3 separate regions of the Mus musculus genome follow, and all the other regions are linked to region 3. A link is a loop called in an ENCODE intact Hi-C map of the cell type or tissue named here. Cell type or tissue: heart. All regions are shown on one strand.

Region 1 (8,000 bases), 400 kb after region 3:
TGCTATTTTTGATCATTAGTTTTTGCTGATAACTAACACGGTGTTTCTTACCGAAAGTTGGTGTCTTCTTTGGCATCGTGGGCTCTCGATCCATGAGCACAATCTCTGCCTCATAGGCAATTCACAGAAATCATTTTAACAAGCTGTGAAAGTCAAGTTAAAACAAACAAACAAGCCGGGCGTGGTGGCGCACGCCTTTAATCCCAGCACTCGGGAGGCAGAGACAGGCAGATTTCTGAGTTCGAGGCCAGCCTGGTCTACAAAGTGAGTTCCAGGACAGCCAGGGCTACACAGAGAAACCCTGTCTCGAAAAAACAAAAACAAAACAAAACAAAAAACAAACAAACAAATCCTAAAACAAACCCTGAGACACTGGCTTGAAAATTCCTCCGAGATTGTGGATTTGTTCTAACCTGAGAATAGTTGTATTATGAATCAATAACACATGTTCTTTAGACTAAGCAATCAGGGTACTAGTATCTACCAGTTAATCATTAGAAATACACACACATACACACACACACGTGTATATATATATACACACATACATAATCCCCCCCCCCCCCCGTCACTTCTTAAGGTAAACATAGGCTGGTATGGTGGTGGTGCATACCACTTGTAGCAGTTAGGAAGCAGAGGCAGCCGATCTCTGTGACCTTGAGGCTAGCCAGCTTGGTCTCATATCAAGTTCCAGGATAGCCAGGGCTATGTAGTGAAGTGAGACCCTGTTGAGAGTTCGAGCAAGCTAATAGTAACTACTAGGTTTTTTTTTTTTTTTTTTTTTTGGGTGTGTGTGTGTGTGTGTTTCGAGACAGGGTTTCTGTGTAGACCTGGCTGTCCTGGAACTCACTCTGTAGACCAGGTTGGCCTTGAACTCAGAAATCTGCCTGCCTTTGCCCTCTGAGTGCTGGGATTATAGGCGTGCACCACCAACGCCCAGCAACTACAAGTTTTAATTACAAGTTGGAGACAAACCTCTGGGACCCTCTCAATACTCTGTGCTTGCTCTATCACTGCATGAGAGCTCCCTTAGGCTGCGACAGACGTCATGTCGGCATGGCTTTCGGTTACCTTCATACTTCTGTATTTGATTGCTTAGCATAGTATGCTACAGAGATGCTGAGAGCTGGCTACATGGTCATCAAATGGACATGAGCTAACTTTCTAAAAGAACATTGCCAGGGAAAGGACATGAAGGCTACAGATTTGAAAATCTTCTCAGCTGTGTCCTTTTGATCAGGGCTGCTTAAGCTTGTTTTGCTTGCAATCCATTTTTGACTAAGAAATCTCAACATGACCCCAGGTATACGGTTATGTAATACAGACAGACAAACCAAACATTTACTGATGATAAAGACATTTATTTGCAGTTTACATATAGTTTTATCCTTTATTAAAAAAGAAAATCTGCATATGAATGACACAGCCGGGTCTGTTTATTTTTACATAAAGAATTAAGTCTTGAGACTGGTGAGGTAAAGGCTCAGGGTAAAGGTGCTTACTGCCAAGAGTGGAGAAGGACAGACAAATACCTGCAAATTGTCCTTTGACTTTCAGTAGTGCATTCCTCATTATATATTAATTATTAATGAAATAAACAAGTATCAAGAATTAAATCTTGGTGGAGTATTTAATGCTGCATGATGCAGAACATCTTCAACATTTTCCAGCTGAATGACATACTGATTTTATAATCATCAATGTGGAGAATGTCACTGTCTTAGTCACTGTTCTATTGTTGTGAAGAGACACCATGACCATGACAACTCTTATAAAGGAAAGCATTTAATCGGGGCTGGTGTACAGTTTCAGAGGTTTGGTGCATTCTCATCGTGGTGGGGAGCAGGGCAGACATGGAGCTGGAGAGGTAGCTGAGAGTTCTACATCCTTATCCATGGGTGGTAGGGAGAGACTCACTGGGCCTAGCTTGGGCTGCTGAACCCTTAGAGACCACCCCCAGTAACTCACTTTCTCCAACAAGGCCACACCTCTTAATCCTTCTAAGTAGAGCCACTCCCTGACAACTGGAGTTCAAATATATGAGCTCAAACCACCATAGTCACTATGCATAGATGTACAAAATTGCAAAAATACAATGAAGGTCATTTCAGAAATCGTTAGGAAGCCTACCCTAACCCCAAGCCAAAATTTATTAACTACTTTTTTTTAAATGAAAATCAAGTCAGCAACTCAAATGGCAGGTTTTAAAAATTACATTTACAATTGTTGCTGTTGTTGTTGTGTGTCCACGTGTGGGCTTGTTCTTGAACTTGCATGGGCTGAGTCTGTCCTTTTACCATGTCGGTTCTGAGCATGCAAGTCATGTCGTCAGGTTAGGCAGCAGGTACTTTTGCCTGACAGGCCACTCTGCCAGCTCTCAAACAGCCAATTGTATATTCTCGGGCCTGGAGAGATAGCTCAGTGGTTAAGAACACTGGCTGTTCTTTCATAGGATCCAGGTTCAATTCCAGCATCCCCATGACAGCTTACAACTGTCAGCAACTACAGTTCCAGAGGATCTGATGCCTCTGTAGGTACCAAACATAGATATACATACAGAAGAAACACCCTATAGCCATTCAATTAAAACAATATAAATAAAAGTAGGTATTCTAGGATTGGGGATATGTCTCAGTGGTTAAAGTGTGAGGACCAGGGTCTAGATTTCTAGAACCCACATAAAAGCTGGGGTGCTTACCACTCCAAAATTGGGGGACAGAGACAGGTAGATTCTTAGAGCTCACTGGCCAATCAGTCTAGCCAAACGGGGGAACTCTTGGGTGAGTAAGCTATCTGCCTTTTACTATTATTGTGTGACTGGTATGTGCCATGATGTACAGACGTGGAGGCCAGAAGACAAGTTAATGGATTTGGCCCTCTCCTTGGCCTTTAGGTGCATTCTGCAGACTGAATTTAGGTAGTCAGGCTTCTACAGCTAGCACTTTAGCAGAATCTGGGGGATGTGGGGACTGTACCAAGAGAGAATTGTGGAGTAGAGGCAAAGAACAAGGGATGTGAACCCCGGTTCTGCTGCCTTAACTTTGTGGGTCTTGCAAAAATGAGTTAACTTTCAAGGCGCACTAATACTTTTCCCAGTAGTCCTCACCATGTAGGAAGGCAAAATGAGAGGTTTTCAAAGTCAGAAAACCAGTACTGACTGTTAAGTTTCAGTATGTCTGTGGGGTCCATATGGCCGACCCCCACCTGAAACTCATGTAGATCAGGCTGGTCTTGAACTCAGTGATTCATCTGCCTCTGCAGTACTGGGATTAAAAGAGTGTGTGCCCCACCACACCTGGCTGGCTGTTCTGTGTTTTATTAAATAAACTTTTCCTTCTCCAAGTCCTATTTGTGGACTGAAATATGTATTTTTTTCCTATGAAAAGATTTTTTTCAATTGAGTTAAAAATATCTGAAGGCAACAAAAAAGTTACTAATCAAAACCCTAAGGTAGGCTATTTTTGAACTAGTTTTATATACAAGAATAGCCACGTTGCCAGTTTCTGCAAACTAAACCCTTGTTATTTACCTTCCTGCTGGTATAATTAGGTAGGGAGGATTTAAAGTTCTGCACCACAGCAGTTTAGGAACAGTGGCAAAGGTCTTTCATAATAGCATGGAGAGGCACCATTCAAATGACAAAGTTGCCAAGCAAGGCGGCTGCTTTTAAGATTCTTTACCCTCCCCCATGGCATCGGGCTACCTTATAGACGATTTTAATTGTGAAGAACAAGAGTCTCTTCTGCACTTGAGGCATAAAGTCTCCGATAAGGAATGAGATTACAAATTGGCTGCCTGTCGGGCACATTTTCCTGGGATTTTTTACTTTGTTGGTCTACGTGGTTTCGGCATATCGGTTGCCAACACGTCAGATTTAGAGATCACACATAAAACTTCAACGTTATGGTTTTGGTAATTAAAAAAAAAAAAAAAGGAGAATACGATTATTTTAATGGTGGACCCCCTTAAGGGCATGGATGGAACTCCCGTTTCCACATCATCTAACATTCCTATTGTCTTCCACCAGGCCGGTGTCATTCGCTTTATTTGCCAGGCCTCTACAGACATCTGAGTCTGCAAACACTATCCAGACCTTTACTGGCTCCCTTCAAAGCTTACTTTGTTCTGTCCCAAGTCCCTCATCAGATTTTAAAGCAATAGCTAAGCAATCTGATCAAGTACGTGTACTTTTACATGTGCTTTCTGGAGATAGCATCTCAACAGAAAGAGATGACTATGCGGGTGGGTATTACAAGTATCACGGGATTACAGTCAGGATTGCCAGTGTCCACTCTAACTTACTCTAGTCGTAGTAGCCACGCCACACAGCTCTCGGATGGACCAAGGCAATGGTCTCCTTTGTAGAACAATGGACGCTGGACTACATGTGAAACCTACTTAGGCAGCAGTGTGCTGATCATCCAATAACACTAAAAACTGCTGCGAGCAATTCTGACTTGAGCTTCCTCCTAGGATTCGAGGTACTGTCCTGACCACATTTCCCCTCACCTGTTTTCGGGGCTGCTTTTGCGCTGGACAGTCGCGCCCATGGACCGCGCTCATCTAGCATGAGCTCATCTCTCGGGGGCGTTTCCAGAAGGCCTGGTCTGGCCTTGTGCGCCTGCTGCAAAGGGCTCCCCCCCCCCCCCCCACGAGATCAGCGGCCCCCCGCGATGGGCGGGCGCGGCTGCCCAGAGGCTCTCCTTCTCTGGAAGCTTTGTTCCCATTTAAGCGCTAGAGGGTTCGGCCCCGGCCACGGCGCCCTACGTCTTTCAGAGAATAGACGTTCTCATAGGCTCAGCACGCGCGGTGGGGAGCCTCGGGCGCACTTGGTAAGCCGCGCCCCGCGGAGCTCCCGGGAATGGGGACGGCCTCACGCCCCACTAGAGCGCTCGGGGCCCGACCCTCCGACCGCAGCATTGTCGGACCGGGCTGCACAGCCAGCACGAGCGTCGGCTCGGAAAGCAGATGCAGGCCGACCACTCATCCCGTCCGCCCGCTTAGGGACCACCCGAGGCCAATCCCACTGCAGCTAGGTCTTGCGATTGCACAGCAGTGAGCGCCTATTGGCCGCCGCCACGGGCTCCTGCACCCTCCTTCTCCCTTTCGAAGCTCCCCTCCCCCCGCGCTCCAGCTCGACGCTGCAGACCAATGAGATGGCACTTTATAGGTGCCCTCCCTCCGCTTTCTTCTTCTCCCCGCCTCAAAGAGGGAGGGGAGGCTCTGACTGGCCCGATGTCCTCGGAAGCCCCCTTCCCTTCACCAATCACCGAGAAAGGTACACGCCCAGCGGAGTTGTCCAGCCAATGAGGAAACGGGCGCGGCGCCCAGCCGTGCAGTTCCTCCCGCGACTCGGGAGTTTCGCCGTCCTTAACTCTTGAGGCTTTTCCCTGAGGGCCAACAGCTCTGATTGGCCACTGTCGCTATTGTCGACTCTTCTCTCTAGCCAGCCACAGGACAAGGAGAACCCTCTTCCCTTCTGTTCGGCTACCTTCGGCATTCCTCGTTGCTGGGGCGTGGTCTCCCAGCGGCGTCTCCTCATTGGTTATCCAGGTCGCTCGGCTTTTTCCGGCAGGAGCTGCAAGCAAGCGACGTCTCTGATTGGTTCCGGCTTGGGTTTCGGCTCTACAGCCGAAGCTGGCGGGCGCGGGCTCGGCGAGCGATTCCCAGACGCCTGTAACGCGGGCGGCGGGGCGCTGGGCGGTGTAAGGGCTGGGTGGGGGAGGAAGGAGGCGGAGGACGAGTAGGAAGGGGGAGGGGGAGTGGGGAAGGGCTAGGCGGCTGCGCAGACGGCGCGCCTCGCACAGAGCAGCCCCCGACCCGGCCGAATGCGGGCTTGTGTCGCCGCCGTCGCCGCCGCCTGGGCCGAGTGACAAAGGAAGGAAGGCAGCAAGGAGGAGCCGGCCTTGCAGCCGCTGACAGGGCTTCGGGCTCCGGGCACAGCGCGGACACTTCCCGAGCAGCCGCTGAGCAAAGGCGAGGGGCGGAGGCCGGCCGTGCCGGGGCCACGGACGGGGGAGGGGACCCCGAGGGACGGAAGCGGTTGCCTGGTTCCCATGTCCCCGGCGTATGGGGAGCAGTCAGGGAGCCGCTGCCTGGGGTCTGAAGGGAGCTGCCTCCGCCGCCGCTGCCGCCATGGCCGCTGGATCCAGCCACCGCCTGCAGCTGCTCCTGGCGCAATGAGGAGAGGAGCCGCCGCCACCGCCCGCCGCTGACTCGCGACTGCGCTGCCCTCCGGTTCACCCGGCCGCCGCCGCCGTCAGACCGCCGGATCCCGCTGCTGCCGGAGCCGCAGCGTTTGCCGTCGCATCTCCGAGCCATCTCCTCCCTCCTTCCCATCCCCCTTCTCTTCAAGCGTGAGGCTCGTGATCCTTCCGCCGCTTCCCTTCTTCATTGACTCGGAAAAAAATCCCCGAGGAAAAATATAATACTCAGAGTACTTATTTTCAATCAAGTATTTGCCCTCGTTCACGTGATATATATATATTTTTAAGGATTCCACTCCACCCTTTTTCTCCTCTTCCAGGAAAGGGAGGTGAAAGAATTGTATTTTTCTCCCAGCTCTAAATCATCTATGTGTTAAATATCCGTACCGATCTGTCTTGAAGAAATACATAGCTCCTTTTTTTTTTCCTTCTTCTTAAATAGCTATACAAAAGGAGTGAAAAGCCAAGAGAACGAAGTCTTTCTTTCTCTTTCTTGCGGGAGAACTTAATGCTGCATTTATCATTAACCTAGCACCCTAACATAAAACAAAAGGAAGAAAAGGATTAAGGAAGGAAAAGGTGATTCAAGAAGAGCCATCATGTCGGGGCGACCGAGAACCACCTCCTTTGCGGAGAGCTGCAAGCCAGTGCAGCAGCCTTCAGCTTTTGGTAGCATGAAAGTTAGCAGTGAGTATCGATTTTATTTTACACCCTTCCTCCACCTTACCATTTAGATAAGAAACCTCGAAATACCAGGATCTTACACTAACAGACCTGATAGAACAGTCAGTGGTCGTGGAAAAGGGCAAAACCAGCCTTGAGTCAAGAAGAGGCAGGCTCCTTTTCCTCCTCCCATTCCCGTACCCCCTCCCCCCGCCTCATTAACCTTGGATTGAGAGAATATTAGTTTTATTTGCCTGATTGGATTTGAAACTTCTTTTCTTACGTTCTCCGTGCTGCTGGTAGTCTTTTCAAGTGCTCCAGTGCCTCCGGGTTAAGCGATGGAAGAAGCGTTCGCTTGCCCATCCCTTTGAATAAAGAAGAGGAGGACAAGGCTTGATTAATAAACCATGATGTACATTTGCCGAGTCCTTGTCTTCTGGAATGAGGGAGTTTATCTTAGTTAGCTCAGGTTATCAGGGTTCTGTATTCAAAATAGAGATATTAAATGCCCCAGCCTCCTAATATTTCCTATTTGCCCGTGTGACTACACAAAGTATTTTTGAATCTGGGGATGAACTTGCTTGGTAACCCACATTGCCGTTGGAGGCAAGCTAGCATCCATCCCTCACTCGTCTAGGGGTGGTGGAAGCTGATAAATATCCCGCAGCAGTCGCATCTCTAAGTGCATTGTTTTCAAGTGGTTTAATGTGTTATCTCTTAACCTTCCTGTTTTGACATTACCAATCTGCCACCATATAATTTGTTTAATCAAAAGGTAACTTGGAAGGAGATTCAACTTTTGATTGAGGTTGTATTGTCATTTTGCCACAAACTAAGTTAAGTGTTGTCACTGACTCCTCATTTAAGTTTAATTTTGAGGTGGCATTGCATTTATTACTTGTTATTATTATTATTATTATTTTTAAGAGTACAAGAGGATACCCTTTTAGGATAATTTAAAATGTGTCAGTATCTGTCAGTCTTTCCCGGGGAATCTGTGCTGAAAAAAAAGAGTCTTGTGTTCTTGAAGTGTTTGGTATACTGAGTATCCAGTGTTCAAATGTATCTATTTGTGGAGATGTTTATGTGGTATTTCATGACAGCTTATTAGAACATAGTTGCAGATTCTGG
Region 2 (8,000 bases), 70 kb after region 3:
TTCTGCTATGATGTTCAGTCATCTTCAGAGGCCCAAAGAATAGGGCCACCTTAGTCTGAATCAGAACCTCCCAAGCTGTGAATCAAAAAAAAAAATCTTCTCTCTTTTTAAGTTAGTTGCCTCAGGTATCACATTACAGTACAGAGAAAGAGACTGATACAATAGGTCTTGACAATTCAAATACAGGCATCTCGAGAGATGTAATTATCTACCAACTATTTAAGGCAACGGTTAGCTTTGTAATTTGTCAGGCTTCTAATATCTGGAGGTAATGAGCTCCTTAGAAGATGAGAACATTGCAACACTGGACTTTCTGGACTTCTACTTCTAATAAATTAGTATCTTAGTAAGGTCTTTATGACCAAAAGGAAATTGGATACTCCATATCATACTTTACCATCAAAGGCAGCCAGAGCAGGAACTCAAGCAGAGAAGGAACCTGGAAGCAGGAGGTGATGCAGAGACCATGGAGGGAGCAGGGCTGCTTACTGGCTTGCTCCTCATGACTTGCTCAGACTGCTTTCCTGTAGAACACAGGACCACCAGCCCAGGAGTAGCCCCACCCACAATGGTCTGGGCCCTCCCCCATCACCAATTAAGAAAACACCCTACAGGCTTGCCTCTAGCCAGATATTACGGGGACATTTTCTCAATTGAGGTTCCCTCCTCTCAGGTGACTTTAGGTTGCATCAAGTTAACATAAAAACTAGCCAGTATAATTAGAATGTTGGACTAGACTGCTATAGTAAGTGATGATGGTAATGACAGTGACTTTGTCCCATCACCTCTATTCTGACCACTCAGGATATCTGACCATATCTGGAGACGTATTTACCTGCCCCAAATGGGCATGGTGGGTGCGTGCAACTGGTAAAGGTCAGAGATGCTATTAAATATTTCACAACTCGAACACAGCCCCTACATCGAGCAATTAACCGTCCCAAAGTTAATTTAAGAAACACCAAATCAGACCACTCCTAGTCAGTGTGGCCCTTTGAACAGCATCTTTGACATGACAGTCCAGCATCCCAGGCTTCAGCTGAACCAGGAATCTAATACCTCCTGATTCCTCAAATACACACTGAAGTCTGGAATGGGCCAGAGCAACACCTTCCAGTCCAGGCTGCACTCTAGAATCACTCGGGTGCTTTAAAAAGAGATGGTGATGTCTAAGTTTTACCTCGGACCTATTAAATCAGCAGGTCTGCCTGCTGGGAGCCAGGCACAGCTCTCTATTAAAGCCCTCAGGATGGTTCTAAGTGAAGCTCTGCTGGAGAATATCAATCCTGAGGTCTCAAAAATCTGATACCACTCAATGTGGCAGAATCTCAAGCTGTGGGAGACCCTGGGAACTAGAACCCATACTTAACACGACCCTCAGGTGAGTCCTAGGCAGGTTAAGTTGGAGAACTAGACAGTAGCCTGTGCCTGTAATTCCAGCAGTGAGGAAGCAGGAGGTCTCAACATTCTGTCTAAAAAAACAAAAACAAAAACCAAAAACCAAGAAACAAAACAAGAACCGCTGCTTTTAAAAGTTCCCTTCCTACTTTAAAAACAAACAAACAAACCTATTTCTTTTCTAAATATAAAATGCAGGTTTATGGAGGACATTCACGCGACCCCTACATGATGGAAGGTGTTCAAAATCTCCTTTAAGCAATGCTTTTCTGTTTCCAAACGCTGAATTTTCCAGTGACTATACTTAGTGGTGCTGCTCACAGGCAAACCCTTATATTCTAAGCAACTCCCAGCTTGTCAGAGGCCAGGAACAAGTCTTTCTTAACAAAGAAGTATGTGGAAAAGCACTCTGTCCATCAAGAAGCAGGGGTGTGGCCAACAGCAGGAAACTTGGCTGAGACTTGCTTGGGAAAGTGGGGTCTGTAGCAGAGACACACCCAGACTGTGACAAAAGGACAGAAAAAAAAATGAGTTAGGGTTAGCAAAAGCAGGCTGGGGCGGGGTGGGGGTGGGGGTGGAAATCCAGAAGAGCAAACATTTGCAGAGAACTGGGAATGGAAGTATGGATTCCCAGTGATCAGTGCAGCCCTTATTCAGGTCCCAGAGTGAGTTATGAGCAAACAGACTCTACCTTCTCATCTAAAATAAAGTAAGAAAAATAGAATGAGCTATGGAAGAGAAAGGAGAGATGGAGAAATAGATTTCTTTATAGTGTCTGGTTTTTAAAATAGGAATTACTCTGTTCATTTCATAGAAGCTTTAAAACAAAACAAAACAAAACAAAACTTGAAGCGATTTGGTGACTTGCTGAAGGACCTAAGAGCAGGCTGACTGTGATTTAAGTACAGTGTTCTTTCTCACTGCTGTTCACCAGGCTGACTGGCACATAGTATGTCCTCACTATCAGTTCCCAGCCCCCACTATTTATGTTGTGTGCAGCTTTGCTACCTGGCCTAAGCTCCGGGAATGGGCCCTGCTACCAGGCAACACCCAGATTCTCTTGAATCCACAGATGAAAAACATGGATACACACAGTTGATCAATTTGAACTTGCCTTTTTGGCACAATTGCTGGGCACTACTTATCTCCTGCCTGGAGAAGTGTGCCCTTATCAATACTCTTAGCTCTGCACCTCGCCACCTGCCCTCAACTTTAGTTGTTCAGTTAAATCTACTCCCAGCTAAACATCCCCAACCACCTGCCTGTAGGAGCTGCTTGTGGCCACTCACATAACTTGTCACCTTTTCTCCCTCAGAAGCATAGCTCCCTCCCCTCCTCTCCTCCTCCCTTCCCCTCTTCCCCTCCCCTCCTCCCCTTGTGTTTGTCAGCTTGCCTGGAAGTCCCACCCATTTTTTCTGCCCAGCAATTGGCCCATGGCTTCTTTACTGATAGATCAAGAACCAATTGGGAAACAGGACCTTAGCATCAGAACCACCCCTACATGTTTATATGTTCAAGACCCAAGTCACTCTAGCTCAGCATGCTTCCTTATTTTATGGAGGTGATGAATTTGAACTGAAATAGAGTGCTAATCCAATATGGTCAGTGTCCTTCCAAAAGTGGGAAATTTGGAGAGACCCAGTTATAAAGACTGTGTCTATATAAACCCAGGAAGGAAACGGTCAGCAAAAATCAAAGATGCCAGCCCATGCCATACTCCTCCCTGACAGTCTCAGAGAAGCCAGCCCTGCGGGGCACCTTCATTTCTGTGGCCTCCAGAGCTGAGGCAGGAAGGCCTGCAGTTTAAGACCCAGTTTGTGACATTTGATTGTGGCAGCCCTGGGAAAATTAAGAGACACTATGATCAGGGTTTAACTTTTAAAAAGAGAAAACCAGAAGGCATAACAGTGACTTTTCAGGAAGACATTAACTTAGCAAACTGGATAAGCAGGTCTTGGTTACCAGGAGAAAGTTGGCTCATACTGAAATTCTCAGGAAGCAGCTGTACTCTCCAGAGATAAAGAACAAAAGAGAGAGGCCAGGGTTATCTGGATCCAGGGGTGTCAGGAAGGGAAGCCCCGCTGAATGGAGCCCAGCCTGGGGACTGTCTGTCTCCAGGGGGACACTGGGAGCTTCAGCTCAGAAGTGTGGAAAATCACAGAAACCAGAAACACGGGTCATCTCCCGAAGCTTTCGTTGGTTGCCCTGACAGGAACAGAGTATGAAGGACTTCCTACAGCCTTCCAGTCTCCCCTTCACATCAGCAGTCAGCATCACAGTGAGCCAGCTGGGTACACACAGATGAGACCAGTACTGACGGTTCCCTCTTTATACGGGCTTCAGTAGGTATATGTTTAAGGGGACCCCATTTAGCATCCTTTGCTGGGCCTCATTGCCAGTAGCCCTGCTAACTAGTAAGTGAAGAAAACACCTTTGTTGGGAAACTCCTTCATTAATACCCCTTTGGTGTGCCTTGATTTCATTTCAACGAAAATATTTTGGAGAAAACTGAACAAGTTCAGAGGCATTCGTGTCTGCCATCTTTATAACAAGCTTGAACAAAGTATTCCAGGGGACCATGGTTGTGTTCCTGTCCATGACCTTGAGCTAGGCATGGTTCAAAATGTGTCTGAGTTTGTACAGACACCCAGTGAAGTCCCCAAGCTTTCTTTGTTCAGGGAGAATGTTGCTTTGAAAAGCATTCCCATTATTGCTTATCTGATATAGATATATATCAGATAAATATATGTATGTGTGTGTGTGTATGTATATATATGTATGTGTGTGTATATATATAAAATATGAAAATATAAAATATATATGAAATCTCTTTTTACTCTTTTTTCTTTCCTCTTTTTCAGGGTCTCATTATGTATTCCTGGCTGACCTGGAATTAACAAAGATCCATCCACCTCTGCCTACAGAGTGCTGGGATTAAGGACATACACCACTGTGTCCGGCTCTACGCTGTTCTTTTAGTGAACTCCCTTGGTGATCATCTTATGATTTAACCAAGTTCATTTGCATCATAGGATTCTGTTTGTTTGTTTGTTTTTTATTTTATATGTATGAGTGTTTTACCTGCATGTGTATCTGTGCACCGTGTGCATGCCTGGTGCCTGCATAGGCCAGAACAGAGTGTTAGATCCGCTGGAACTGTAGTTTCAAATGGTTATGTGCCACCGTGAAGGTGCTGAGAACCAAACCCAGATCTGCATCGAGAACAAGCACTGTAAACTGCTGAATCATCCTCGAAACCTATTTTTTTAATTTAATTTTTGAGATTATAATTACAACATCTCTCCCATCCTTTTCCTCCCACCAAGCCTTCCCATATACCCCTCCCCACTCTCCAAATTCATGGCTTCTTTTTCGCTAATTGTTATTGCATGTATGTATGTATGTATGTATGTATGTATGTATGTATGTGTATATACACATATATTCCTAAATATAACCTGTTGAGTCTGTGTAATGTTACTTGTGTGTATATTTTCAGAGCTGAGCATTTGCCACTGGACAACAGCTGCTGTACTCTTCCCCGGGGAAGATCTCCTCTCTCAGTCCTAGCTTTCCTCAGTTCTTTGTGTTGGGTTGAGGACTCGTGGGCTTGTCCCTGTCCACTTTGACACGTCCATTGCTGTCCTCCTTGCTCAGCTCATGTTTGGGCAGTCATGTTAATGAGCCTTTATGAGGTGTTGCTTCTAATATCACTAGGAGATCCATCTCACAGCAAACTCTCTGGTCATCTGGTTCTTATGATCTGTCTGCCTACATTTAAAACAAAACAAAACAAAACAAAACCTTAAATACTTCTTCTTTATGTTACTCAAAAACAAAACAAAACCTTTAGTAACATAAATTGTCCCTATATACCCATTTTCTTTCAACCTCAGCCAGGCCCTCAGCCCTGACCTGCCATGACTTCACCGGTCCCCCTTAATGACCCTACTCACTGTCTGATCCATGTAGCCTCCTCCATCGTCTTCTCTAGCCTGTCCCTCCATCTTACCATGTGTAATCTCTTCATCCTCCTCTCTAGCCTGCCCCTCCATCCCAACATTCCTTCCCATAAAAATAGTTTACCAGACAGGAACAGCTTAACTTGACCCCTCCCCCCTCCTCTAAACTGACCTAAATATCCTAACTCTTGTCCCCCTTGCCTGCCCCAAGTAAGAGTTCCCAATCCCCCTGGCCCTAGGTGACCTGCTGCCTATGTGGGCCCCAAGAGCTGGTCCCTCCTATCTCTTCGATGACACTTATCTCATCTGCGATTTAATCTCACCCTCTTCAGGACCTTCTTTCTTTCTCTAAAAATCCATCCCTGACATAGCTTGCCCAGACCTGGCTCTTCTTCATCCATTTTGCTGTGTGTACCTCACTGTCTCACTCCTCAGTCTTTCTGCCACCCAGCTGTCCATCACTATCATTCGGACGCCTTCCCTAGGACAGCAGTGGCCAGATGACCAAATTCATTGTGTATTATTTCTTTTAATCTGGAGCATCTGGTGATTCCTTGATTTAAAAATCACACACACACACACACACACACACACACACACACACACACACACGCATGTGCATGCACACATACAGATTCACAGACACACACACATACATATACACATATGCGCACACATACACACGTGTCATTGGCATTTTAGAAAACAGTAAAATACACTTGTTTGTTTTTTAAAGGTCCCTGTAGAGAGCATGTGTGAGACAGCTAGGGTTCCCTGAATGGACTAAAATAGAAGCTGGGAACAGTTTGGAGGACAAAGAATGTTGACACTGTAATCTCAGCCACTGACAGTCTTTGGAGAACACTTCTAGTTAACAACCATTGTGAATACTGAATGTTTGCCCCTGTCACCACCAAGATACTGGAGTCTCATTACATGAGGCTAAAAAACTATTTTTAAAACAGCTTCCTTACCTTGAACACAGAAAAGAAGCTGACACTTCAGCTTTTTGAAGGACATAAGGTCAAGATATTACTCCACAGAAATAATAAGAGAATTGTGTTTATACCTGCTATTATGTGCCAGGCCCAGAGCAGGGACTTTATACATGTAACCTGAGATGATGTATATTCATGTCTTGTACAGCTAACTAATCTGTGTCACATAACTGAGCAAACTGGGGTTCAGAGATAGCAAGGCCCTTACAACCACAACATATCTTCTGCATGGCAGACCTAAATTTGAATACAAAGCCTGTGTTCTTCCTGTTGTATCAAACCACATCTCCAAGTGAAAAGCCTTAGCTACTATCCCGTGTCTTCCCAGAAACTATGGCAAATACACTGGACAGCCCTGAAACTGCAAACCTTCTAGAGCTTTCCATCCTACAGTATAAATAACAGTGAAGTCCATTCCTAGTGTGTGGGTTTAAAAATAACCTTTGCAAGAGTTTGGTAGGCCTAAACTATAACAAAATGCAGCAGGCTTGGCAGCTTTAACAACAAAAATTTCCTGGAAGTCCAAAATAAAGGGGTCAGCAGCAGACTGAGCTCCCTCTGAGGCCACAATCCTCCCACTGTGTCCTTGCCTGGCCCTTTCTCTACAGGCATACATTTTGGTGTCTCTACATGTCCAAATGTCCCCTTAGAACCAGGGACACGTTAAATTGAGTTAGAACCCCGACAATTTCATTTTAGCTTGGCTGCTTCTCTAAGACAAATGTAGTCACATTCTGAGGTACATGAGGGTCAGAGCTTCAGTGTGAATGTCAAAAGGACACACTTCAAACCATTATGATTTCCACAAGAAAATAAAGATATGGACATCATTCCTGACTTATTCAGTGTTTCTATTGCTATGATAAAACACCGTGACCAGTGTAACTTGGAGAGAAAATGATCTATTTCTTTATGCAGTTCCATGCCACATCCATCACTGACAGAAGTCAGGGCAGGAATCTGGAGGCGGGAACTACGGCACAGGCCATAGAGGAATGCTAATTACTGGCTTCCTCCCCAAAGTTTGCTCAGCCTGTTTTCTTATATACCCCAAGACCACTTGTCCAGGAGTGACACCACCCACAACAGACTGGGTCCACCACATCAATTACTAATTAAGCATATGTACCACAGTCTTGTCCACAGGCCATTCTGGCCAGGATATTTTCTCAGTTGGGGTTCCCTCTTCCCAAATGACTCTAATCTTATTTCAAGTTGACATAAAACTGGACAGCACAGGTGCCAAATCTTGAATTTTAGTTATCAAAATCCAATGCCCCTAAGGCATAAAATCCTATTATTATGATATATTATGGCATTATAACTTTCATATGTCTTAATCTAATTGGGTCCTCCTAAAATCTCACTGATCCCTAAGACACTGTGATTTAGATTTAGAAACAAGAACAAGTAAGAAGTTCACATACACTAAAGTTCCCGGTCAGCATTGCTGCCATAAATGTTCATACCTGGCCTTTGGTATTCTTCCAGTCCTTCACTGCTACTGTGTTATCTGTAGCTTTTCTGTTTACAACCTACAGTTAGATCCCTGCTGTCATTCTCCTACTCTGTGCTAGCCCAGAGCCTGACAACTGGGGTGTCTGGATATGTAAATAAAAGCAAATCGACTTGAATTGAAGGA
Region 3 (8,000 bases):
AAGACTTGGTTACAGCTTTACAGGGTTTGTCTATTATCATCATGGCAGGGAACGAGGTCAGAGGCAGGCAGGTGTGGTGGTGCTGGAGAAGTAGCTGAGAGCTTTGTAAAGCAAACAGAAGGCAAAGGGGAAGGGGAAGGGGAGAGGGAGAGGGAGAGGGAGAGGGAGAGGGAGAGGGAGAGGGAGAGGGAGAGGGAGAGACTAGATCTGTTATAAGCTTTTGAAACCTCAAGGCCAACCCCAAATGACACACCTCCTCCCACAGGCCACACCTTCCAATCCTTTCCAGACAGTTCACCAACTGGGGACCAGTTGTGTACACATATGACACTATGGGGGCCATTCTCATTCAAACCACCACACCAAATATCCTCTCTGTAGTCTCCTTGCTTTCTCCTCTGAGTTCCCTCCTGTAATGTCTGTTATGGTTCAAACATTTCTTTTAAGTTACTAATTTCCTGAAATTGTGTGTGTGTGTGTGTGTGTGTGTGTGTGTGTGTGTGTGTGTGTGTGTCTTTCGAGACAGGGTTTCTCTGTGTAGGCCTGGCTGTCCTGGAACTCACTCTGTAGACCAGGCTGGCCTCGAACTCAGAAATCCACCTGCCTCTGCCTCCCGAGTGCTGGGATTAAAGGCATGCGCCACCATGCCCGGCTCTGAAATAATATTTTTATATGGAGAATTCTCTTTCTTAAACAGCATAATCCAGCCATTTTTAATACATTCACGAGCATCAACACTTTGTCATTTCATTGTCAGCATCCCCGAAAGAAGTCTGCTTCTCATTAAGTTCCTCCCCATGTCTCCCTCTCCCTTCCTCAAGCACCGGACACCCACACATTTAGTTTCTGTTTCTATGAAGTATAAATGGAATCACACAATACAACATGTCTCAATTCGCTTCTTTCAATTAGCTTAAAGAGTTAAAGGGTCATCCTTGTTAACAGCTCAATACTCCATTTTTGTGACTGAGGCATTCACTGTCCTGATAAGCAACTGGCCAAGGGACAGATGGGATATTTCTGCTTTGGGGTCATGATGAACAATGGTGCCGTGAACATCTGTGTGTAGAGATATTTGGGTGGACATGTTTTTGTTTTAGTTTTAGTTCTCCAGCATATATACCTAGGATTGAAGCATGAGGCTGGCCCAGACCTTAAGGAAACATTTGCTTTCTCTCCAGTCCCAGGATTTTTCCAAAGGGAACGACACAAGAGGTGTCCACTGGGTCTGTAACACTGGTGCTACCATTTCTGAGTCAAACACTCCAGCTCAAACATACAGGCTTTGGGTGGCATTGTTAGACCCAGGAGACAAACCACTGCAGTGACTGTAACAGCAGCTTGCGGCACCCAGTGGGGGGAGGGGGGAATACAGAACCACCCTTTTTGTTTTTTTACCAAGCTCTTAATATATAGAGACAATTTTATGTCAAGGACCTGGTTACTTGAACGATCATCTCCCTGAACCTATGAAGAACCTTGGATTATGGTTCCTGGGGGTGGTGTGTGAAGCAGACACTGAGAGGGGAAATTTATAGTACCAAATAAACAGTCTACAAGCTTGGAACAGGGCTGTGCGCTCCATAATTTCCCATCTCTGACTGAAACCTGCCCCCTGCTGGCCATGATCGGCAGGCATCCATAGCAGGGGCAGTTGAGTAGGTTTCTTCTACCTTATGACTAACAAGTTAGAAAATGTTACAATCCATTCAGCTATTGCAACACAGACATTTCATCTTGCTCAGAGCATTTATCTTTTGCCTGTTTTTTACCCCCTTTCAACCGAAGCAGAGCTTGACTAGTTTCGGTTGTGAATCTTTCATTGGCAATAAATATTATTTGTATTTTGCAGTGTCTGTCAAGGCCATTCTGCTCCCATGGACTCACAAGTCCCCCAAATCCTCTTCTACGGTGACAATAAGCAAGGGCTATTCAAAACGGGAGGTATAATTTGGAGGCTGTCAATTTGCCAGGAATTTTGCAAAGGTGTCTTGCAGATAGAATAAAGGGTCCCCTTGACTTCTGTGGAATATGCGCTTAGCTTAGCCAGATCCCTGCAGAGTGTCAGATGTGTTGGGATCCCACGAACACATGACAACACTTTTCTTTTTTTTCTCCTCCTACATCAACACCCTGCAAGCAGACCCAGAGCACAAAGTCAGCCCTGGAAAGAAGAGGAGCCAGTGTCAACCAGCTGGATGGTGAGAGGAAAACGTGGAGGTTGGCAGAAGGACAAAGGAAAGGCGGCTACCTCGTCCTGAGGGAACGAAAGAGCAAGTGGCCATTTCCGGAGAGCTGCACTGCTCCCTGCAAGGCTGTGAACCAATGGTGGTTTGCCTTCAGGTTAACAAAAGAAAAGGAATCCTTTGGATGTTTGCCCAGAGCCTTTGAAAATAACCTCATGCTACCACCCTGAACAATGTTTTAGGGACATTTAGGGACCCTGAAAGAGGCATAGCTCTTTTATGAAAGGAAAGTTGCTTGTTTTGTTTTGAGACTGGTTCTCACTTTGCAGACCAGGCTGGCCTCTGCCACTGTGCCTCTCCCGGTAAATTGCTAATTTGTGAAGAGGAGGTTTTGAAGAGAAGGGGAGGGGGCATAAGACGGTCCATTCGGGGGGAACAAGCATCCTAGTCACACATCTGAAAATCTGCCCCTCCTTCACGTGATGCTCATACCCTCTGCCTATTGCCCAGGGGTCTCCCTTGCTAACCCAGGACCACTCCCCACGGGTGTGGCTGCTCCAGTCAACAGCTGCTAGCTCCTATATTCTGTTCCTGTTGCTTCAACGCTGGAGGTCCTTCTTTGTCTCTCCCTCAACCGCTGCCTCTGGACTTGGCATTTCTCATACAGAAGGCTAGCCTTTGTGTCCTTTAGGAAGGACAGGGCTTCTACCTTGTTTAATATCAACCTTAAGGAGAGGAGACGAGAGAAGAGGGGGAGAGGCCGGGAAGGAGGGGGAGACAGAGACAAAGAGGGGGAGGGGAGAGAAAGGAAGAGATAATGAGGAGAGGGAAGAAGGAAGGGAGGAAAGGAGGGAGGAGAGACAGACAGACACACACACACACACACAGAGAGAGAGAGAGGGGGGAGAGGGAGAGGGAGAGAGAGAGAGAGAGAGAGAGAGAGAGAGAGAGAGAGAGAGAGAGAGATTTTTTCTTCTGTCTTTCAGAGAACATTCTGCTCTTGCTGTTCTCAGTTCTTCCTGTCTTTTGCAGAGCTTAAGACCGAGGGGAGAGGGAAGGAAAGGAGAGCCGGGTGCGTCTTCGCTGCTATGGAGTTGGATGGCTTATTTTGGATGGCTTCCTATCTAGACCCGGCAGGCCCGCCCCCTAAGCAAAGAGGCCTTGTTTAATGCCAGCGTCACATTTGAGGCAAGAAGATGAAAGTTCAGAAAAAGTCCCCCTTTTTAGGAATTTTTGCAGCACTTTTATTTGCGTGACACATATTAAAAAAAAAAAAAAAAAGTCTGTTCGGCTACCCTCCTGCATGCCCTCCCATTAGCATGGCCCCTTCATAACTGCCTCCTCTGGGCCTTGGGACCTTGGCAATCAGTCAGGGCATTTAAGCTCTGGCATTAGGCAGCAGGATTTGGAAAAGCCAAGACCTTGGGAAAGAAAATAAAAGTCTTAAGTGGTCAAAGCTGGGGTTACGTAATCCTATTTCTCTTGGGATCCAGATGGTAACGTTCTTCAGGGCAGCCAGTAGGGGGAGCTCAGGACGTTTATCAGAACTCCAGCGATCCGATGGTCAGGAGCCAAGTCAAGGCACAAATAAAACAATGAACCTTTGTGGTTTCTCTTCAGCTCTTAATCCCGAGAGGCTTCAACCCGGACAGCCTGATTCCCACCCTGAAGGACCCAGCGACCTTCTCCCAGGACGCCTTAATAGGTTTTCCGGAGTCTGTAGACTCAAATCCCCCGCCCCCTCCTCCTAAGTCTCTCATCGGTTTCCCAGGCTCTTGTGGGCTCCGTGCCTTTCTTTTGTCTTCCTGACTTTCTTGTGTCTAAGTTTCTTTCTTGTTTCTCTTCACTATCCTCGAGTCACTAGTAAAACCTACGAAAAATGCAAGGGGGTGAGCCCACCCCCAGACAAATACATCAAAGCCCCGCACTTTGAATAAAATCTAAAACACGCTGGTAAGCAAAAATGGCGAAGTCCGCCACCACGTGGCCGTGAGGTCGCATCTTTCAAGTCCTTGTCTTTGCATAAGCGGCCCTTTGCTACCCCACAGTGACTTCGGTCTGTCTCTTAACTTCCAGGACTGGGTCTCCTGGGTATTTTAGAGAAGGCACTGTCAGCTTAAAGCGGATAACTCCAGTTGTGGGGTTTCTGATTTTTGAACAACAGTCTCCTGAACAGTTCCAGAGCACAATGGAATTTTTAGAGTTAGGGACTGCTGTGATCCAGATAAGAAGTGGAAAAGCAGTTTTGCTCTCTGCCTAACTCTCCCTTGATCTGTGAGGTTCAGGTTCTCTGGGTGTGGGGGGGCCAGAACTTTTTCCTTTTCATTTGTTTTGAGATAAGGCCTCATATAGCCCAGGTTGGCTTGAACTCACTGTGTATCCAAGGCTATCCTTGCATTTCTGATTTTTCTGCCTTCTCCTAAGTGCTAGGATTAAAGGCATGTACCACACCCCAGGCCAAGTACCTACCTTTATTTACAGAACATTTCTCTTGGGGAACCTTGTATTTCTCTTCAAACTTGCAATTACTTGTGTGTGTGTGTGTGTGTGTGTGTGTGTGTGTGTGTGTGTATCTTTGAAGAAAATAGAGATTACATTCTCTTCCTGGGCTTTTAGACCCTAGGGAATCTAGAAAACATGGCTAAGCATGTTTGTAAAATGCCGGAAGATTGTATGCCAGTCAACTAGCAGAAGCTGCTTGGCCTGAAGCTCAAAGAGGCACTGAGGAGGCATGCTCTCTCTCAAATCTGATGCTGTGGTGGTGTGACTATTGTAGCCTCCTAATTGATGGCTCTCCTAATTGATGGCCCTCCTAATCCCATGGCCCCACCTCCCATTCCACTAATAGTCACATGAGTCCCTGAGAGGAAGAAACTAATTAGATTGGATAGGGCATGATACCCTTCGAGTTAGCCATGCTAGCTTTCTCCAGGAGCCAAGAACGGAAGGAAGCTGAGGTCTTGTCTAAGTCCTTGCCTTGCTAGTACTAGGCGGCTGCTCTCTCTCATTTCCTAGTTCCAGATGCTAATAGGGCTACGTGTAAGATCCAGGTAGGAGGTAGAGGGCAAACAGTCAATGTGACTCAATCCAGCATTAACAGCACCCTTTGCAGGGCCTTGGCCGGCTACAAAGACTGAATGAGACAGGTCTGCCCTGAATATAAATGCTCCCATTGCACACCTCTCCAGTATCTCTGAAGGAGAATAAAAGATGAAACTGCCACAACTCCTCCCTCCCCCCAGTACTGCCAAATAGGAGCATCATCAGGCAGGCTGCCTCTGCAGCACAATCCATAATCGCTCTGACTTCCAGAAGAACAACAATGAAAGTTACATTGCATTCTAAATTAAGCTTTGCATCACTCTGGAAACTAACAAAGAACCCCTTCCTACAGACTCAGCTCCTAAATTAAACATTGTGTCCTTGTACAGCTGTTTCAAATGCTGTTTCAAATTCAAAGACGGAAATGCTCCTTAGGTAGGGAAGAGAGGCGGGTCTCTAAGAAAAGAGATGGGGAAGGGGCTCCGTGGAGACAGGAGCACTGTGGTCAAGTAGTGGAGCAGCTGGGGAAAGATGTAATCAAGCAGGCGAGTGGATAAGATATGTTTCTAAAATTATGGGGTCTGGGCAAGTATAGGTCGGGCAAGGGGGCTCATTATGGCTAAATCTTTATCAGCGACTTCCAAGTGGAAACCTTGAAGGGCTACCATTTCCCACCTCTAATCAGTAAAAACCAGAAGACATAAGCAAAACTGTCGGGGGGTGGGGGTGGGAGAGCCGGGGGGCGGGGGAGCAGGTGCGGTATGTTATAAAGATTAACAGTGAGGCTACCATCTAGGTTAGAGCGTGGCCCGGCACTGTCTTGCCTCTGCCGGCATTTATTAAAGAATAGAATCGTGTTCTGAAACACTGAAGGTAATCTCTCACAGAGCGGGGATGGAGGGAGAGGCAGGCGGGGTTGGGAGGAGAAGGCATGACCGCAGCAAGCTCCCAGGGTCCTGTCTAGACTGGAAAGCAAAAGAACCCAGAAGGCAACATCTGGAGATGGAACAACAGGCAGAGGAAGAATGTGCTCGCCCACCACCGCCAGCTCACGTGCTCTCTGAGCTACCTCTGTATCATTTGTTTCACGAGCTTGTACTTAGCTCTTTCTTACAGAACCCCTCCACTTCCGGTGTTCAGACTGATGACTAAGACTCTCACTTTTCCACACAAACCGTCCCCAGCTCATCTCTGGGCCTCTCTCACAGGGTCACCGATCCTGTGGTATTGATGTAACTTCAAATGAGATCCATTTTCACAGGAGTCGGCTGGAGGTACGGAACAGAAACGAAGCTGCAGCGGAGCAGAGGGGAGAGGCTACAAAGGGCTTGCAGAGGCAGGCAGACAGACAGACAGACAGACAGACAGACTGCATGCTTAGGGGCTGACTTTCCTACAGCCAGGAGAACAGTTTTGAAGAGGCTTTTCTCTGGTCTTGGCTCTCCCTGAGCTTAGCTGTCTGACCCTGGACTTCTTCCCAGTCTTGATTTCATTGTCTGTGAGAGGAAAATACGAGACATCTCTGGGGTTTTGATAAGCCCTATTCTTTGTCATTCTTTCTAGCCTTGTGTTTTGATTTTAAACATGGTCCTTGCTAGGTTTCTACAGCTGTGACAGACACCAAGACCAAAGGCAGCTTGGGGAGGAAAGGGCTTCAGCCAGAAGGAAGGAACCTGGAGGCAGGAAGTGAAGCAGAGACCATGGAGGGGTACTGTTTATTGGGTTGCTTTCCATGGCTTGTTCAGCCTCCTTTCTTTTTTAGGAAAAAAAATATTTATTTTTACTTCATGTGTATGGACTCTTCACCTGCACAGGCTGCAGTCACACATATACAATACTTAAAGAAACTGGAGTTAGTGATGGTCATTAGCTGTCCTGTGGGTGCCAGGATTTGAACCAAGGTTCTTTGAGAGAATAGCTTTTAAGAGCTTTCTTAACTGCCAGACTATCTCTTCACTTCCTTAGCTTGGTTTCTTGCAGAACCCAGGACTACCAAGAGGTGGCACCACCCACGGTGGGCTGGGCCTTCCCACATCAATCATTAGTTACTAAAGTGCCCCTGAACTTACCTACAGGCCAGTGTAATGAAGGCATTTTCTCAAGTGAGGTTCCCTCTTTCCAGATGACCCTAGCTTGTGTCAACTTGACTAAGTAAGAAATAAAACCGATAAGCACAAATATTCATTTGCTTTAAGGAATTTTGTTTTGTTTTGTTTTTTAATTTTTTTTTTCCGAGACAGGGTTTCTCTGTGTAGCCCTGGCTGTCATGGAACTCACTCTGTAGACCAGGCTGGCCTCGAACTCAGAAATTCACCTGCCTCCCAAGTGCTGGGATTAAAGGCATGCGGCACCATTGCCCGGCTTATTTTATTTTATTTTATTTGCCGTTGCTTTTTTGATCATATTAATTTCACACTCCTTTTCCAGCTCCTCCCAGATCTACCCTTTACTCCTTCTCTACTTCATGTCCTCTTATTATTCTGAAACCCACCAGATCCAGTTTAGGCTATGGATAGACACCAGTACCAGGGGCCACACCCTGAAAGAAACCTGATTCTTCCTTCCTCAGCAGCTATTGAAAGTCAATAACTCCTCAGGTATGGGTAGGAGCTTGTGAGCCCTTCCTCCCTCCTCTCAGACCTTTAAAAATGTTTTTATTTTGAGGAAGGGTCTCCTTAAGTTACCCAGGCTGACCTTGAACTAACTTTGTAACACTGGCGGGCCTCGAACTCATACTCCTCATGTCTCTGACTCTCAACTATCTGGGGAATC

The links. Hi-C counts contacts between places; a loop is a spot of excess contacts. Peaks named below come from ENCODE experiments on the same cell type or tissue, not always from the same donor. Only the 100,000 strongest peaks of a DNase experiment are listed, where the experiment ranks them.
Region 1: a loop joins it to region 3, with 10 times the contacts of the local background. A loop is called at or near these places in 3 of 42 quality-filtered maps.
Region 2: it touches region 3 in a loop (2.5-fold over the local background); 2 of 42 quality-filtered maps call a loop at or near these places.

The regions. Positions count from the first base shown.
Region 1 is chr16:38,083,721-38,091,720 of GRCm38, forward strand. It overlaps Gsk3b (glycogen synthase kinase 3 beta), which reads left to right and starts at 5,281. Exons shown (of 11, transcript NM_019827.7): 1 at 5,281-6,893. The coding sequence starts at 6,806. BC031361 (cDNA sequence BC031361) reads right to left here and starts at 5,540. Exons shown (of 1, transcript NR_033221.1): 1 at 1,344-5,540. In heart, a CTCF peak has its summit at 3,985; DNase peaks (open chromatin) are centred at 5,191 and 5,351; H3K4me3 peaks cover 4,520 bases; H3K27ac peaks cover 4,104 bases.
Region 2 is chr16:37,751,220-37,759,219 of GRCm38, forward strand. No RefSeq gene overlaps it. Among named protein-coding and RNA genes, the nearest start is that of Fstl1, 22 kb to the right of the region's middle. In heart, no CTCF peak of the experiment used is centred here; DNase peaks (open chromatin) are centred at 1,832 and 3,502; H3K27ac peaks cover 5,258 bases.
Region 3 is chr16:37,681,165-37,689,164 of GRCm38, forward strand. Gm35833 (a long non-coding RNA gene) reads left to right here. Exons shown (of 3, transcript XR_876061.1): 1 at 1-56; 2 at 2,144-2,343; 3 at 3,219-4,134. Among named protein-coding and RNA genes, the nearest start is that of Gm35833, 4.4 kb to the left of the region's middle. In heart, CTCF peaks have their summits at 1,629 (motif pointing left), 3,682 (motif pointing right) and 7,220 (motif pointing right); DNase peaks (open chromatin) are centred at 1,617, 2,197, 3,297, 3,727 and 2 weaker places; H3K4me3 peaks cover 2,702 bases; H3K27ac peaks cover 5,551 bases.